3 separate regions of the Homo sapiens genome follow, and regions 1 and 3 are each linked to region 2. Evidence: chromatin contacts called from ENCODE Hi-C or POLR2A ChIA-PET data. All regions are on one chromosome and are shown on one strand. Each heading gives the region's core, a stretch centred on a gene start or an enhancer-like site at or near the end of the contact. The rest is flanking DNA. Distances are from core to core; before and after follow the strand shown.

Region 1 (2,700 bases), core at 32-2,531, 370 kb before region 2:
CGGGGCTAACAACCAGCAAGGCCAGAGGACAGGCAGCCCTTTGCCAAAGGTGTCGACTTCTGCCCAGCTTTCTCTTGTTCTGGCAACGGCTGTCAGTGTCTGTTGGTGGAAGAACATGCCCCTGGTGCCAGAAGGCTGGGGTTTGAGTCTCATCTCTTTCTCATATCTGTGTCTTGGGGGAGGTTACTTAACTTCTCTGGGCCTCAGTTTTCTCCTCTGCACAGCAGAAATATAATCATATCTCTCTCACAGTTATTGTGATGAGCGTGGCAAAGCATTTTTTGTAAACTACAAGGAAGCGGGCAGTGGCTCCGAAGTTGTGTGTGATTGGACCTCACAGGACAAAACTGAGGTAACAGAGGATCACAATGCACCTTTTTCAGTTTGATATAATCATCTTGAAATTACATTTATCAGGATCATACAGAGTCTTCCCAAAACTGAAGGCCATGCATAACTTGTCCACCTCAAGCCCTTTGAACAGAGAACATGCATGTAGAGACTTCCAGAAAAATCCAATAACTGTTATCCAAATGGTCAAAAATCCAGCTGGGCTCAAGTGAGGTAACAGACATAGAAAACTGTGAAGAGTTAAAAACATGATGATAAAAAAGGACTTTGTTGGCCAGGCGCAGTGCCTCATGCCTGTAATCCCAGCACTTTGAGAGGCTAAGGCAGGCGAATCCCTTGAGCCCAGGAGTTTGAAACCACCCTGGGCAATATGGTGAAATCTCATCGCTACAAAAATTAGCCCGGCATGGTGGTGTGCACCTCTAGTCCCGCCTACTCAGCAGACTGAGGCAGGAGGATCGCGTGAGCCCAGGAGTTCAACGCTACAGTGAGCTGTGATTGTACCACTGCATTCCAGCCTGGGTGACAGAGTAAGAGCCTGTCTCAAAAAAAAAGGCTTTGTAATAAACTTTTCTGATGTTTTTCAGAATTCAATTTGTATAAATTTGAGACATCTACATTTCACAAATGTGATTATCCCATGCGATAATAAAGGAAGGTTTATCCCACTATTTCCTAAGCCTGGAGCTTCCTTAGACTTGTACGTAATTCCTGGTGCCCCTGACAGGCACCTTTCCAGCCTCTACGGAATCTTTAGCAGCCCCACGACACCAGGCTGAGCCTCGTGACATTGTGGCCACCAAGCGTGGGAAGGAACTACTAAACTTCAAAGTTGACTCAACCAAAAGAGAAAAATCGCAAGTCCCCGATGGAAAGGTGTTGATGGCTCTCTTTTCAAACACCTCCACGCCTGGCTGGGCACAAAGGCCTGACAGTGCCCCGAGCTACATCAACACAAGCTGGGTTCAAAGACTCACAGGTCTAAGCATCCTGGGCACCACAGAGATAGGAAAGTCCATGTGGAAACAGATCGTCTTTTCTATCAACCATGTGTGAATTTTGAACTCCTTTTCTTCTCAGTGTTAGAAAAGGAAAACCAACCCACTTTGCGGTCTCTCTGCGGTGTCTTTAGAAGGCCAGTTCCTTTACGTGCCTCTCAAGCCCATGCTGAATTTCTCTGTTCTCGTCCTAGTGCCTCTTTTGACAAGCCACGAGCCTCACTCAGCCCAGAGTGACACTTATCACTGGGCCGTGTGAAAACTGGGGGGCTGGGGAGGAAGTGAGAAGGATGCGAAAGCCGAGGCGGGAGGAGGGGGTGCCGCCTGAGGCCCTTGCGGCCAGCAGTGGAAACGCAAACTTGACATTTCCATTTTCCATCACCTTCTGATCTCAGGCCCCCAGTGCGATGCGATGCGCTGGCTTTTCATTTCCACTCCCTTTCACACCCAGCACATTAAAGGCCGCTGCAAGAACAACAATGGAAAAAGGCTCAGGGCTTTAAATCACGAAGCCTGGGGAAATTCAACAGTTGCTATCTCCAGCTTCTCTACCCAAAGCACCAAAAAAGCCTTCCCTGAGGGAGTCCAGGCCCCCTCCCAGGGCGGGCGGCAGGAGTACTGCTTTTGATCATCTGTACTTCTGCGGCCACTCTCAAACTTCCCTCCCCAAACACCACAGCCCGGCTGTGAGCTGAAAGAGCTCCCTTTGGCCCTCCATCAGAAGCGGACTTTCTGACCATTCACTAATTCTAGCAAGAAGGTCCACTAAGTATTGTAAAATGTATAGCTTCCCGCCTGCTTTTTCTCTGACCTAGTTAAAAGCACTGTGTTGGACATACATCTTCTCGACCATATGAAAAGTGGGAATAAATGTCTTAATTGGTACCAAGTCCCTGAGCACGTGAGCCAGCTTGCTAGATGCTCAGACAGGACTCTACAAACATGAGCCCAGGTCATATATTTACTAAGATGTGCTCCCAGGTGGCTCTCAAATGGCACAAAGAGGAAAGACCCCAGCAGAAATCAAGATGGGTGGGAAGCTGTTCTTTTCATGAGAGTGAAAAGACTGGAGCTATCTCATTTTGGGCTGAGAAGCCCTGGCTGGCCATAGCACAGCTGCCAGTAAAGGGAAACAGCGCCACAGGCTGCCTGGAGGAGCTGGTCTCCTATGCGGCAGACACTGGCTGTCAAAGGGTTGTGTGGCCCCAACGTGAAATAATGGCTGTACTTATGAATTGGTTTGTTTATATGCCATCAACCAGGATGCTCTGCCAGCTTGCTGCTTTAAGAACGACAAACTATTGAATGCAATTGAATGCCTATCGAATGCAAAGACCTCAGGGAATTTCAG
Region 2 (2,700 bases), core at 31-2,530:
CTACTCTACAGGCTGAGGTGAAGGAGGGTGCAGTGAGCTGAGATTGAGCCACTGCACTCCAGCCTGGGTGACAGAGCGAGACCCCACCTCAAAAAAAAAAAAAAAAAAAAAGAAAGAAGAAAAGGAAACTTTCATTAAGAAAGTTTAAATCTTTCATAGGATAACTATCTTCCATTACGATAACCAAACACTTTGTGAAGTGCAAAAAATCCTGTGACACTCCACTTCTGCATATATACCCAAAAGAACTGAAAGCAGGGATCCCAACAGACATCTGTGCACCCATGCCCACAGCAGCACTATTCACAAAGGCCAACGGGTGGAAGCAACACAAGTGCCCTTGACAGACGAATAAAGAAAATGTGGCATATACATATAATGGAATACTAATCAGCCTTAAAAAGGAAGAAAGTCCTGTCATTTCAACAACATGGATGAACCTTCAGGACACTGTGTTAAGTGAAATAAGCCAGCCACAAAAAGACAAATGCTATGATTCTATTTATATGAGGTATGTAGAATAGTCAAATCCATAGACAGTAGAATGGAGGTCACCAGAGGCTGGAAAAGGGAATGTATAAAGGGTGCAGAGTTTCAATTTTGCAAAATAAAGAGTTCTGTGATAGCCAGTGGCGATGGTTGCCCCAAAATGTGAATGTACTTTAAATGTACTGAACTGTACACTTAAAAAATGGTTAAGATCCTAATTTTTATGTTGTGTGTATTTTAGCACAATGTAAAAAATTCCCATGACAGTAAACCTGCATGTAACTTCCTATTATCATTACAAACAACCATGCATGGAACGAAGCAAAGATGAGTACAAAGACAAAGAAAAATCACAGTCTTGTTTCTTACCAATGCCACTATTTCTGTTCTCAATTCCAGCAGCTTCTTTTCGTTCAATGAATACTGAAATAAACACGTAACATGGGTCAGATTCTGATCTACTCCTCTCTCTTCTCCTTCTCTGGTGCCTTAAATATTCTGGTCTCAGTACCTCCTAGAATACGTAACACCAGAAAGTCACCTCTGGGATTAAGTAGCCTACCTGCTTCTTTATATGTGTTACTTGAGGTTTCTTTTTTTTTTTTTTCCATAGAGATGGGGCTTTGCCATGTTGCCCAGGCTGGTCTCAAACTTCTGAGCTCGAGCAATCTGCCCACCTCGGCCTCCCAAGGTGCTGGGATTACAAGCATGACCTGCCGTGCTGGCTAAAGTTTCTTATTTATACTTACTCATTCCTCTAATATCTGGATTTCCTTAGTCATCTGTCACTTCTCCCTGCATATTTCCTGTGATGTCTTTAGGTCCCTCCCACTATTGTAGTAGCACTCCCTGGGGACCAATTTCGAAGGATGCTGAGTCATATGGTTTTTGGTTTTGAGAGGGTTGAAAATGGAGACTCAACTCAATTTAGGAGCTATCCCATCATAACTAGTAGCAAAACACGTCACTACTTGAGTCTCAACAAAAGACAGAAAAGGTATGAAGTTGGGGAACAAATAGCTGCCAAGGATTATTATTCTATGACAAAGACATTGTGTTGTGATTATAAAATACAATGTAAATACATAAATACACTAACTCATCACATGTTGGGTTTTTTTTTTTTTGGCTTGGTTTTTTGTTTTGAGATGGAGTCTCACTCTATTCCCAGGCTGGAGTGCAGTGGCTTGATCTGGGGTCCCTGCAACCTCTGCCTCCCAGGTTCAAGCAATTCTCCTGCCTTAGCCTCCTGCACATGTTGGTTTTAATAACAATAAAAAAACCCACTTGGGCGTAGCCATAATCCAGCGTTACTAAAGGAACTAATTCTACCCAGAGTTAAAGTATCTCGCCTTTTGGCTATTAATGTCAGTGAAAAGATTTAGTGCAGTTTTGTAGACAGTAAGATTGAAATCAGACTTATCTCCTTAGTAGTGGGCAACAAGATTTAATTGAGCATATGACAATCAGTAATTTGAATGACGACTTTTAAGAACTACATTAACCTTGTTATAGAAAGAAAAAGTTAATCCTTTGAAGTATATAGAAACTTCCTAGCTATAAAATATTCTCCTGGGACTACTGGGAGCTTAGAAGTAGAAAAAAAAAAAAGAAAAAAAAGAGAAAGAGAAACAAAAACAAAAACAAAAAACCCCAAAACCCTAAGCCAAGGAGTAGGTTGTAAAACCAAGAACAATGCTCTTTAAACCTCAGGGTTTCAGACCAGGAGAGCCCGATGCATCAGATCACCACTAGAGGGCGGCGTGGAACAAGATTTTGTGCACCACTAAACCTCAGTCTTCATTAACTCAACATTGACTCACCCACAAAAGAAGAGCCTAAATATTGACGCTGTCATGGTTTTAAAAATAACATCTATGTAGCTCTATATCCCCATGCCCCAGAAGTTTATATGCCATACTGCTTTTGGAACTGGCTGTAAATATCATAGTTAATTTGCAATTTAATATTTAACATTATAACTTTACCGAAAGAACGAGAGCCAGAAAACTCATCTTCACCAATGCATGTTACAAACACACTCGCTGTATAATTTACTACTGCCTTGTGCTTCAGAGTAATCCAAGTTTATGATTACCAAGAACAACCTCCCCGCTAGGTTACTAAATGACATAAATTCACTGGCTTGATGGGAGCTAAGCTATGATGCAAAGGCAAAAGGATGATACAGTGGACTTTGAGGACTTGGGG
Region 3 (2,700 bases), core at 70-2,569, 340 kb before region 2:
GTGTTTCATGTACAGCGAGGCTTGAATAAATGTTTATCAAATGAATAAATGCGGTTTCAAAGATAATTTCTTTTCAGTATTCAAAACACAATGCATAGTTGCAGATTTCCTAGAGTGAGCAATTATTGAGTCATTTGAAGATACATAAATCTAAAAATTCAGGTGGCAATGTCCTTATTCCTTTCAATTCACCCTTTTTAAAGCATCCTCAATAAAACTATATTCCCATAACTTTAAACAAGCAAGTCAAATAGAGGTAGTAGCAGAAGTGACAGAAGCAACTTAGATTTAGTGAAAGCTACAATATGCGAAGTATTCTTTAAAGAACTTTATGTGTATTAAATTATAACCTGTCAACCATATTTTAAAATTTGTTCATTTTACTGATATGGAAACAAGACAGGCAAGTTGCCTAAAGACACACAGCTAGTAAGTGGCAGCTGTCAATCCCAGGCCATCAGCCTCCATAACCTATGATCACATGACCTCTCACATAAGGGGAACACAAAACCCCCTTTTGCTTTCATTATGGGTTGAATTGTGTCTCCCCAAAAGATGTCACAGTCCTCACTTCCAGTACCTGTGAATGTGACCTTATTTGGAAACAGAGTTGTGGCAGATGTAATTAGTCAGGATGAAGTCATGAGGGTTGGCCCTAATCCAATATGACTGGTGCCACCTATATAAAGGAAAAATTCAGACACAGGCATGCACACAGGCAGAACCCCACTGAACATGAAAGCAGAGACGAGGTGATGCATCCTCAGGCCAAGGAGCATCAGAGACTGCCGGCAGGCCAGCAGAAGCCAGGACAGGGCTGGAACAGACTCCCTCACAGCCCTCAGAAGGAACCAGCCCTGCCCACACCTTGATACCTCCAGCTTCCAGCCTCCAGAACTGAAAAAAATTAATTTCTGTTGTTTAAGCCACCCAGCTGATGGTACTTTGTTACGGCAACTCCCGGAAACTAATATAAGCCCATCAAACTGCTAAAAGACATTAGCTAGAATCAGCAATGCCAATACATAATCCTGCAGAAGGCATGTGCATAACATAATAATTGCACCTTTGTTGGACTGAAGAGCTAAAGATACAGGACATTAATGCGGCTTCCAACTCACTGGCATGCCCCCAAGTCCTACTTCCTGGCCTTTCAGTAGCTATGTCTTAAAAAAAGAAAAAAGGAAACTAGAAACCCAAAAAACCAAGTGAAGACACATTTCCATGCTACCCGCCAGCTCCTCAGAATGAGCAATGCCACCACTCCCGTCCAGGAGCACACATGTTCCCACACTCACACATCAGCCACAAAGCAGACACTTCCCACTCTCTGCCCCGCAACCCACTGATGATATTCTCCACCCTCCCACAGACAGTGCATGAGTCACAGACAGCAGGTGGCAGCTGGGGACCACTGTCAATGCTTCCCAGTCCTTCTGTGGGCTGCAAGAGGGGGAGAGAGGTGGCCCCACAAATGGACACCAGAGCAAGAGTTTCGTAGAGGGAGGGGAGGAATCTTCAGACCCCAGGATATTAGCATCACCTCCTGGCTGTCACTCACAGCAAATTTCTGGTTGTCTTGATATCAAAAACCTGAAAGACACTGTAAAGGCATTTGGATGAGATTTTCCACCATCTGATGCAGTTGCTTCCGCTAGAGTTTAGGGTTTCGTCATCTGAGGTCTGCTGATCTAAATCTCTCTGCACGTGTGCCTGACACACCAGGGCTCTACACACAAACACACACACCCACACACGCACACACACTGGCTCTTGTCCCTGTAAGAACATAGCCTCCTGAAACAGCCCCAAAGCCTGGCAGTGAGCAATACACCCAGAGAGGTGCGGGGTGGGTCAGGTTTCTGACCCAACCCGAACTGAGTTTTGTGCTTGGGGTTAGCTCTTTTAGAAGTCCCTATCACTAAATCACCTTGGTAATTCCAGATGCCCATCAGGGATTTTGTTTCCTGAGAGTGAAGCCAACTCTGGACTCACAGAAACTGTGGGGAATGGTCCCCAGCCGGGTGGCTACCACGAATGGGAAAGCCACCTTGTCATTGGTTTGAATTGAATTATAAAAACACCTGGGATGCGAACACAGGTTATTCTAAAGAGAAAATCCTATGATATTCACCAAGGGTTGACAGTTTGACAGAGGGATGCCTAAAACTGCAGGCAAAGGAGTAAACATTAAGCCAAAACGGTAGCCCACCAGACGCCCTGCTACTGCCTGTCAGCAGCACCCCACATGGGCCAACTTTCTGTGTGAAACAAGGAAGCCCATTCAGAAGAGAAATAAATGTTTCAGCCAAATTAAGCACAGACACCCACACAAAGAGCTCTATTAGATCATGACAGGCACAGAAGGTCACCTTGCCCCATGACTTGCCTGCACTTAGGCACTGGAACACCCACCTACTGGAACTCTGCTAACAGGGAGGGGGACTCATTACCCGGAGCATCCTCAACTCCCAGTCGGTCACAGTTTAACACTGGCCTCGTCAGCCCTCTTGGTACAGCATTGTCCAATAGACAGGATGGGAGTTTACTAGAGGCATACCTCTGTCTTGACTGCTGTTTATTCAGACAAGATTGCGGGGCATGATTTTGCTACAGCAGGCCTGACAGGCTGGGGGCTCTCTCCTCATTTGGCTAAGTTCCATCATCCCAAGAAGGACATGGGTCTCAGAGGTGGGTTTT

What was found. A loop is a pair of places that touch in the nucleus more often than their neighbours do. ChIA-PET counts read pairs that join two places held with the same protein, here RNA polymerase II (POLR2A). Pooled maps may share reads with other maps.
Region 1: a loop to region 2 is called in a map with no recorded cell type, with 4 times the contacts of the local background. The contact joins two enhancer-like sites. A Hi-C loop is called at or near these places in 1 of 37 single-sample maps with no recorded cell type and 6 of 50 pooled maps. POLR2A ChIA-PET finds 5 or more read pairs at or near these places in 1 of 52 experiments (GM12878).
Region 3: a map of naive thymus-derived CD4-positive, alpha-beta T cell shows a loop between it and region 2 (8-fold over the local background). The contact joins two enhancer-like sites. A Hi-C loop is called at or near these places in 1 of 168 maps with a recorded cell type or tissue (naive thymus-derived CD4-positive, alpha-beta T cell) and 5 of 50 pooled maps. POLR2A ChIA-PET finds 5 or more read pairs at or near these places in 1 of 52 experiments (naive thymus-derived CD4-positive, alpha-beta T cell).

What each region holds. Positions count from the first base shown.
Region 1 is chr6:13,426,755-13,429,454 of GRCh38, forward strand. All of the region lies in intron 1 of GFOD1 (Gfo/Idh/MocA-like oxidoreductase domain containing 1), which reads right to left. Among named protein-coding and RNA genes, the nearest start is that of GFOD1-AS1, 58 kb to the right of the region's middle. RefSeq lists enhancers at 1,075-1,504, 2,515-2,584. Within about 2 kb of position 1,282, at least 16 of the 41 ENCODE cell types and tissues checked have a DNase peak (open chromatin) inside an H3K27ac peak, as active enhancers do; they include GM12878, where a contact is called at or near this core.
Region 2 is chr6:13,793,036-13,795,735 of GRCh38, forward strand. MCUR1 (mitochondrial calcium uniporter regulator 1) reads right to left here. Exons shown (of 9, transcript NM_001031713.4): 7 at 859-912. Among named protein-coding and RNA genes, the nearest start is that of MCUR1, 20 kb to the right of the region's middle. Within about 2 kb of position 1,281, at least 4 of the 41 ENCODE cell types and tissues checked have a DNase peak (open chromatin) inside an H3K27ac peak, as active enhancers do; they include GM12878, where a contact is called at or near this core.
Region 3 is chr6:13,453,377-13,456,076 of GRCh38, forward strand. The region is part of intron 1 of GFOD1 (Gfo/Idh/MocA-like oxidoreductase domain containing 1); the gene reads right to left. Among named protein-coding and RNA genes, the nearest start is that of GFOD1-AS1, 32 kb to the right of the region's middle. Within about 2 kb of position 1,320, at least 23 of the 41 ENCODE cell types and tissues checked have a DNase peak (open chromatin) inside an H3K27ac peak, as active enhancers do.